Regions from separate parts of the Homo sapiens genome. Here all the other regions are linked to region 2. The links are chromatin contacts, found by Hi-C in ENCODE. All regions are on one chromosome and are shown on one strand. Each heading gives the region's core, a stretch centred on a gene start or an enhancer-like site at or near the end of the contact. The rest is flanking DNA. Distances are from core to core; before and after follow the strand shown.

Region 1 (2,731 bases), core at 63-2,562, 1.4 Mb after region 2:
CTGGAGTGCAGTGACTCGATCTCAGCTCACTGCAACCTCCACCTCCCGCATTCAAATGATTCTCCTGCCTCAGCCTCCCGAGTAGCTGGGATTACAGGCGCCCGCCACCACGCCCAGCTAATTTTTGTATTTTTTTTTGTAGAGACAGGGTTTTACCATGTTGGCCAGGCTGGTCTCGAACTCAGTGATCCGCCTGCCTTGGCTCCCAAAGTGCCAGGATTACAGGCGTGAGCCACTGCGCCTGGCCATAGTACATCTTTTAAAAAATATGTTAGTAGAATAAATGAATGAACAGGAGGGATGGAACTAGAGGTAGGTTAGTTCTGTATGGTATCAATCTAGACTGACATTCCTAAGGCAATATTTGGGCCACTTGCTCCCACAGTAGGCAAGAACCATGGGAAGACTAGGATAGATTATTTTAAATCAAGACTGGCCTGTAAAAACCAGGATGTGAGATCTCTGTGGCTACAGGAGCCCAGAGGGAAAAATCCAGATATCCACAGGCCTGGGATTCAATGCCATCCACACAGTAACACACCAAAGACCCGACTCCTGAGACCAGGTTTGGGTGGAGGTGAGCGAATAGCTACTGTGTGACATGTACCTTAGTTTTTACACTTTTTAATAAAACATCTAATTTCTTCCTTATGATTGACTTACGAGGTGTGTTTTAGAGAGGAAGAAATTAATGTTCAGAGAGATTCAATAACCCACCCAAGGTCATATAGCTGAGAAGCACAAGATAAGGGATCAGGATTTCTGCCAGGTTCCAAGGTCTATGCTTCTTCCACAGCCCTGAAGGGGCTGTGGAGTCCCGAAGGTGGAGGAGGGGACCAAGGAAAGGGGCAGCCCTGAGGATGGGTATCCCTAGCCAGCCTGGTGGGGCAGCCCATGGATATTGGGCTCTGGGCTGAAGAATTAATTTTGGTGGCCAAAGTGCCTTCTGGCGTCCACTCTGACATAACAGTAGGGGCCACCTGAGTTCCTCAGAGCCTTCCACACTGCATCACGAACACGGGTACTCTGACGTGCTCCAGCTGACGTCGGTGTCTGGTGTGATAGATGCCCTGGCTGTTGGCAGGGGAGGGGGCGGACGCTGCTGCCGCCCAAACCTCTAGGGGGTAGCACAACCCCCAAAACCGCCCCCGCCAGCCCCTTCGCGATCTGCAGGCGCAGAGAACCGCGGGTGGAGCCCCACACGTGGGTCCGCAGGGCGGAGGGCGGGGACAGCGCGGCGCCGGACTACAAGTTCCACAATGCCCCGGGCCGCGGCGGCGGGGAAGGAGGGGTGCTTCAGGTGCCTGCGACCTCCGCGCCTCCCGCCCGGAAGTGCCCGAGGGGCCGCGATGGAGCTGGGGGAGCCGGGCGGTGAGTCCCCGCGCCGTGACCGCGCCCACCCCGCCGCCCAGGGCCCCGGTCGGGCCGGGATCGCCGTGCCCTCCTGCGGCTTCGGGGGGCGGGAAGGTGGGAGGGGTGATGAGAGGTGGGGGTGGGGAACGTGAAGTCTCGGATTCCGGGCGGGATCTGGGGTCAGGCAGCCCGGGGGGCTTGGAGAGACTTCCAGAGGAGGCGCGGAGTTAGTCCTCCGCGGAGTGGGGTTGAGGGGACCTGGAGGGGGCCGAGCTGGGTGGGTGGTGACGCTCGGTGGCTCCAGATTGCCCAGGGGCGGAGTTTGACGTTTGCTGTGGGGGAAGCCTGGGAAGCAGTCCTGTGCCGCGGGTGGGGTTTAGGTGAACCGTAACGCGGGGGGCGGGGGTGGGGGCACAGAGGCTCTACCCCCACCTCTTAGAAACTTTAGCAGCGGAGTAGATGAGCCTGGGGTGAAGTCGGTGAAGGAGTAGACACACTGGGGTGAAGTGGGCAGGAGAATAGATACGCTTGGGGGTGAAGTTTGGTTGGGGTGAAGTTTAGGAGAGGCGTTGCTTAGGCCCTTACCTTGGGATAGGGTTTGGGTGAGTTGGGAGCTGGTTGAAGACCTCGAGCTCAGATGACAGAAAGTTAGGACTTGGGATTCGGCGATGGGAAGGGGCACCCGGAGGCAAGTTTGGGGCGACTGGGAGGCAGAGAAGCCGGTACCCTGGGGTGGGTGAGGGGACGGAGGCTGAGGACGGTGGGAGCGTCGCGGTGGGGTGAGGGCAGGACCCTGTGGAGGTTCCAGGGCTCCTGGCCAGGGGGCCCGGGCCTCACGGGCTCTTTGTGCCTCTCCAGCTCGGTAGCGCGGCGGGCAAGGCAGGCGCCATGACCCTGATTGAAGGGGTGGGTGATGAGGTGACCGTCCTTTTCTCGGTGCTTGCCTGCCTTCTGGTGCTGGCCCTTGCCTGGGTCTCAACGCACACCGCTGAGGGCGGGGACCCACTGCCCCAGCCGTCAGGGACCCCAACGCCATCCCAGCCCAGCGCAGCCATGGCAGCTACCGACAGCATGAGAGGGGAGGCCCCAGGGGCAGAGACCCCCAGCCTGAGACACAGAGGTCAAGCTGCACAGCCAGAGCCCAGCACGGGGTTCACAGCAACACCGCCAGCCCCGGACTCCCCGCAGGAGCCCCTCGTGCTACGGCTGAAATTCCTCAATGATTCAGAGCAGGTGGCCAGGGCCTGGCCCCACGACACCATTGGCTCCTTGAAAAGGTAAGTAGGTCAAGAGGCAGGAGCAATGCTAAAGACAGGGGTTGGGAGAGTGGTCGCAGAAGGCCCCCAGAGACACCTAAGACCCAGCCCTCCTTTATACT
Region 2 (2,700 bases), core at 1-2,500:
ATGTCTGAAAATGAAGTATTTTTATCTGTTCCGAAACGCCATAATATTGCAAAGAAGCATTTCAAATTATTGTTGTGTGAAATGTTCAAATTTAGCATTCAAATTTAGCGTTTTCCCACATTTTACCCTTCAATTTACACAATTTGGAAGAAGAGTAGATGAGTTGGTCATTGTTACTTAAAACAATGCGTCACCTTGTTAGGGAAAGAAATTAACATAATGGTCAAGGAGTGATAATTAAACAGAACATGACATTTGCTGTCCATTCAATGTTAAAGTTCTAAGCAAATTAGCATGGAGAAAAGGGATGGGTAGAAATAATAACAGAGCACTAGTTGATTAGTCCGCCTCCACATCCACGCTGCAGGCGTTGGACAGATCCGGCTTTACTGAGTCCACCATGCAGGGAAATGGACGCGCGGGCTAAGCGGAATCCCAGGGGCGCGATCGCACCGGCTGGCGTTCCAGCAAACCCTGCATCCCAGGCCCTGGATTCAGGCTGCCTTCTGAGTCTTTGACTTATTTTCCTTTGCCTGGAAACAGAACGCCGCGGTCCGTACCGGAGAGGGAGAAAGTGCAGGACGACCCGCCGGGAAGACCCGAGCGCGTGCGCCTTCCCCGCGGCTCCACGGGCACAAAACGGTGGCTCCGGAGCTCCTAGACCCAGGCAGCCCCAGCTGCGCGCGCGCCTCCCCCCGAGCGCGGCCGGGCTCCCGCGGGAAACAAGCGACCGCGGCACGCGTGGGCGCGGCGGGTGGGTGCCGGCGCCAGGTTCCTCCCGGCTCCCCACTGCGGATCCTCGCGGCTCCTCCCGGCTCCGCCCAGCGGCTCACCCCGCGGACGGGGATCCCTCCGCCCACCGCCGGCCCTTCCGCGCCAAGTAGTGCGACCCCGGCCCCCGCAGCTTCCGCCAACCCAGGCTCGCGAGGACGAGTCCACGGTCGCGGGCGAGAAGGAGCGACGCAGAGACGGCCGGGGGCGCGGGGCAGTCCCGAGGTTTTCCCCGCGAGGCCGCGGGGGGTCTCCCAGTGGCCAGGGAGAGAGCGCGCCCAGGTCCGCGGAACCACGGCTCCTGCCGCGGCGAGCGGGCCGGGAGTCTACGGTCGGGGCAGAGCCGCCCGGGAAGCCGCGCGAGGACGGCGGCCGGCGGCCGGCGGCGGAGGCAGGTGTCCCGAGGCCTGCCCCACCCCCACTACCGCGGGCAGGAAGAGGAAGGAGCCGCGGCCGTGCCTGGCGGGCGGGGGTGCCCGACCCGCGGAGCGCGTGACCTAGTTCGTCCCAAAGTGGATTTGACAGGTTGTCAGCTCCACTCCCCGCCCCCACCGCCTTCCGGGTCTCCCTCCTCTCGGGGGGAGGCCCACCGCCCGCGGTCCTCGGCTCGGCCTCCCATTGGCTCTCTCGCCGCCTGGCGCCCCGCCCTCTCGGTATCACCCTTCCATTGGCTTGGGACCCCGCCCCTGCCCCTAACTCACCCTCCCACTGGCTTCGTGCCGCCTGGCACCCCGCCTCAGCCCAGAGGACCCGGCCCGCCCTCCCATTGGCCTCGCACCGCCTAATTCCCCGCCCTCGCCCCGGCCCGCCCTCCCATTGGCGTCGTTTCGCCTAGTGCCCCGCCCTCGCCCCGGCCCGCCCTCCCATTGGCCTCGAGCCGCCTGGCGCCCCGCCCCTTCCGCGGGCCCCGCTCCCAGCGCAGCCCGGCTCTCTGCTTGTCTGCGGGTTCCTGCGGGCGTTCCTCAGTGTCTGCCTTCTTCCTTCCCTCTTGAGTGTTGCTCCTCTTCCTCTCCTTTTTTCCATGTCTCTCCTTTTTCTGATCTCCTCCCGTTTCGGCAGCCCGAGCGCTCTTGCCCGGTTGCACCCCGCAGCCTGAGCTGGGCTCCCGGTGCCGGCTGCCTGAGCTCCAGGACCTGCCCTGGGGCCCCCTACAACCTTCCCGCCGCTCCCGGAACCTGACCCCTCTGTGCTTCACTTCTCGGTTTTCTTCCCTGAAATAAGCAGCAGCGAATCCCTTCTCCAGGTTTTCTCATGTGTTCAGTCTGCAAGGCTTCTCCCTTTCTCCACCCTGCGCCTCGGTTTCTCCCCCGCTTCCCCGCCCTCCCTAAACTCAGCCAAGTGGAACAGATCTCCCAGCAAAACAAGGCAGAGGGCGAGGATAAAAATGATAAATGTCAATATCAACATTTTTATTGCTTTAGGTTTTTAAAACAGAAAATTAGCAGGAACGCCCAGATCGACCCAGACCTAGGATCAAGATGGAGTTTCTTAAAGTACCAAGTGAGACTGCAGTGACAAAGTCGATTATCCCAGCAATATAATCAGCTTTGCCTGGGGAATTTACTTTTACTTTGTTTTTATTTGTTTGTTTGCTTTGAGATGGAGTCTCGCTCTGTCGCCCAGGCTAGAGTGCAGTGGCGCGATCTCAGCTCACTGCAACCTCCGTCTCCTGGGTTCAAGCAATTCTCCTGCCTCAGCCTCCCAAATAGCTGGGAGTACAGGCGCCCACCACCATGCCCAGCTAATTTTTGCATTTTTAGTAGAGACGGGGTTTCTCCATGTTGGTCAGGCTGGTCTCGAATTCCTGACCTCAGGTGATCCGCCCGCTTCGACCTCCCAAAGTGCTGGGATTACAGGCGTGAGCCACTGCGCCCGGCCTACTTTTAGTTTATGCAGTATTCTGGCGATTTAAAGTTTGTATTTTTTTTT
Region 3 (2,805 bases), core at 250-2,749, 1.2 Mb after region 2:
GAACAGTGACAGCCAAGAGCACAACCAGGGCCAGCAGAAATCAGGCTGCAGGCAGAAAGGACCCCCTGGGCAAAGGCATTCTGAAGGGTTTAGGGTCAGTACCCTTCAGTCTTCAGGGCCCAACTTCAAGTAAGTGTTTCAACAAACTCCCCTAGGCACTAGGCTATGGTCCTGCCCTCACCTGGATTCTCACAGTGAGGCCCCAGCAGACCCCCAAACTTGACCCAAGGGCCTTGTTCCAAAGCCCACGGCTCCTCCCCAAGAAGGAGAAAAAAGGGGCGTGGCCTTTGGGGACCTGGGTAGGCCCAGGACTCCCTGCCTGGGTATGTCAGGATTTGCCCCTCCTCCTTCCGGTCCCTCCTCCACTCCAGGGACTGCCAACTCCTTCCACACGCCCCTTCTGGGGCTCCCTTGCCACCCCACGCCACACCCCAGCCTCAAGACCCCTCTCTTTGGGGTCTTGAGGCCGGCCCAATATACCCACTATACCCAGCCCAGCTGCCCCAACTCCTCTGGGTCCCCTAACCCCACTCCACCCCCACCCCAAGGAAACCAAGCCCAGCTTGCCTCGTTCTCTCCACGCACCCACCCGAGCACCCCCCTGGCGCTGCGCCATTCCCCACATTCATTCTCTTCCTGTTCTCATGAGCACAATCCCTGTCCCTCTTTCTGAAATACTTCCCCTATTGCCCTCACTTTCTCACAGAGCGGCAAACAAAGACTCACATACCCAGAAATAGCCTCTCACAGAGCTGAAAGGCACAGGCCATGTCCTGCCACACACGCAGGCGCGCGCGCACGGAGGCTGTCGTGGAGGGAGGCACACATACAGGGCGTCTGTCTGCACGCACATAAGCTGCCACGCCACAAAAGGGCGCGGACACACACGGCGTGTGAGACAAGGGCACACACAGCAGTGGACGCAGGGCCACGCCGCCGCCCGGGCACACCCACCGCCGCCGGCCCCGGGCAGGCGCGAGGCCTCGCGGGCCGGGCTCCCCCGGTTCCTGCCAGCGAATGTTTCCCTGCTCGGCCTGCCAGGTCTCTGGGGAAAGGGCCTCAGAAATGCAGCAGGAGCCGCTGGGGGAAAAGTTGGAACTGACTGTTCCCTGCCTGGCGCGGCCGGCGAATTCCCTGACGGAGAAACTATTTGTGGCGAGAGCCGGTGGCCGGCGACCCCCCGCCGCCTCCCCTGGCGTCCCCTCCCCGCGCCGCCTCCCGCGGGCCTCGGCGGCTTCGGGCTGCAGCACTGCTGCCCAGCGCCCGCGGCCGGGCTGGTCGGCGCGCCTCGCCGCTTATCTGCGCTGTTTGGACAGCGGGCTTGGAAAGGCAGGCGGCCCCGTCCCCGCCGAGTCAACAGGCAGACCCCGGGCCGCCGGACTATTTCTGTCTTATCAGTGCAGGAATGCGGCAGCCGCGGCGGCGGCGGCGGCGGCGGGCGGGCGGCGGCGGCGTGGGCCGTGGGCCGTCAGGGCAGCCCTGAAGGGGCCCCCTCCCCACTCCGCTCGAGTAGAAGTGTGAGAGAGCCCAGCAGGACTCAGAGGGGAGAGTTGGAGGAAAAAAAAAGGCAGAAAAGGGAAAGAAAGAGGAAGAGAGAGAGAGAGTGAGAGGAGCCGCTGAGCCCACCCCGATGGCCGCGGACGAAGTTGCCGGAGGGGCGCGCAAAGCCACGAAAAGCAAACTTTTTGAGTTTCTGGTCCATGGGGTGGTGAGTGGGGGAAAGTTAGCGGGGGAGGGCAAGCGAGCTGGCTCGGGCTGAATGGAGGGCTGATCGGGAGGGGCCGGGAGGGCGCTCCCGCTCTCCCACCCCTCTAGTGGGGGGCGTCATGGCCCACGGCCCGGCCGCGGGACTGTGCTGGCGCCCTGGCACCCGAACACGTCGCCAGGCGGCCGGCCGGGTCTGACGCGAGGCGGGGAAGGGAGGCGTTTGCATGGCTCTTGTCAGGGGCGGGGGTGGGACTTGGGGACTCTACCCCCCAAGTAGGGGGTCCTCGCTGTAGCCGACAGGTTGACTTTCGTTCTTTTCCTTGTGGGCCCAGGTGTTGCCCCTGCCCTGGGGGTGGGGGTGGGGGATGGGGACATGGCAGAGGCTGGGCTGGGCTGTCTGTTCATCCGTTGGGACAGTGTCACTGCTTGTGTCTCCGGAGCAAGGAGCAGGTGACCCTGGAGGCACTGTAGCGGGAAGCTCGCAGGCTGAGCCACCTCTGCATCCCAGCGGGAGGGCTCTGGAGCTTCTGCCTTAGGGTGGGGGAGAGGACCGCTCTAGGGACTTAGCCCAAGTTAGGGGCTCTGAGGGTCTCCTTGGCGGACTCAGCCACCAGAAGCTGATGTCCTTAACTCCTCGAACATGTGAAGGAAGGGGCTGGAGTTGGGGACATGAGGCCTAGAGACCGAAGGGACAGGGGAGCACTGTCCTGCCACAGGCAGGCTGTGAAGGCACGTGGGAGCCCGGGAGGCTGGAGCTGAGTCAGTAGGGCCCGGCTGGGAGGGGTATGGAGGGGTGGGGAATGGGAGAAGCAGGGGCTGCGACTCTTGGGATGGGTGAGGGAGTGGAGGCCCTGTGTAGAGGAAGCTGTCGGGTTTACTATGGCCAAATTTGGTTGTGACCCCAAGGAAGACACCCTCTCAGTAAGGCCAGAGTCCCTAGGATTTTGGCCTTTCATGGGGATGGGGCTGGTGGCGGGCACAGCTCTCTGGGGGCTCTGAAAGCCTCCCTCTCAGGGCCTCTTCAGCAGATGGGCCAGTATCCCTGGCCTTGATAACTGGGGAGAGCAGCTGACAGGAAGAGGGGGACTCCCTGGAGTG

What was found. A loop is a pair of places that touch in the nucleus more often than their neighbours do. Pooled maps may share reads with other maps.
Region 1: a loop to region 2 is called in a map of gastrocnemius medialis, with 4 times the contacts of the local background. The contact joins the promoter of TMUB1 here to the promoter of LINC01003 in region 2. A Hi-C loop is called at or near these places in 2 of 168 maps with a recorded cell type or tissue (gastrocnemius medialis and naive thymus-derived CD4-positive, alpha-beta T cell), 1 of 37 single-sample maps with no recorded cell type and 14 of 50 pooled maps.
Region 3: a loop to region 2 is called in a pooled map, with 3 times the contacts of the local background. The contact joins the promoter of SMARCD3 here to the promoter of LINC01003 in region 2. A Hi-C loop is called at or near these places in 5 of 50 pooled maps.

Annotation. Positions count from the first base shown.
Region 1 is chr7:151,082,074-151,084,804 of GRCh38, reverse strand. It overlaps TMUB1 (transmembrane and ubiquitin like domain containing 1), which reads left to right and starts at 1,312. Exons shown (of 3, transcript NM_001136044.2): 1 at 1,312-1,371; 2 at 2,212-2,630. The coding sequence starts at 2,242. RefSeq lists a silencer at 1,159-1,548 and an enhancer at 2,689-2,731.
Region 2 is chr7:152,462,674-152,465,373 of GRCh38, reverse strand. LINC01003 (long intergenic non-protein coding RNA 1003) reads right to left here and starts at 1,250. Exons shown (of 1, transcript NR_027387.1): 1 at 1-1,250. RefSeq lists enhancers at 325-824, 825-1,326 and a silencer at 599-1,618.
Region 3 is chr7:151,247,388-151,250,192 of GRCh38, reverse strand. It overlaps SMARCD3 (SWI/SNF related BAF chromatin remodeling complex subunit D3), which reads left to right and starts at 1,499. Exons shown (of 13, transcript NM_001003801.2): 1 at 1,499-1,708. The coding sequence starts at 1,631. RefSeq lists a silencer at 839-928.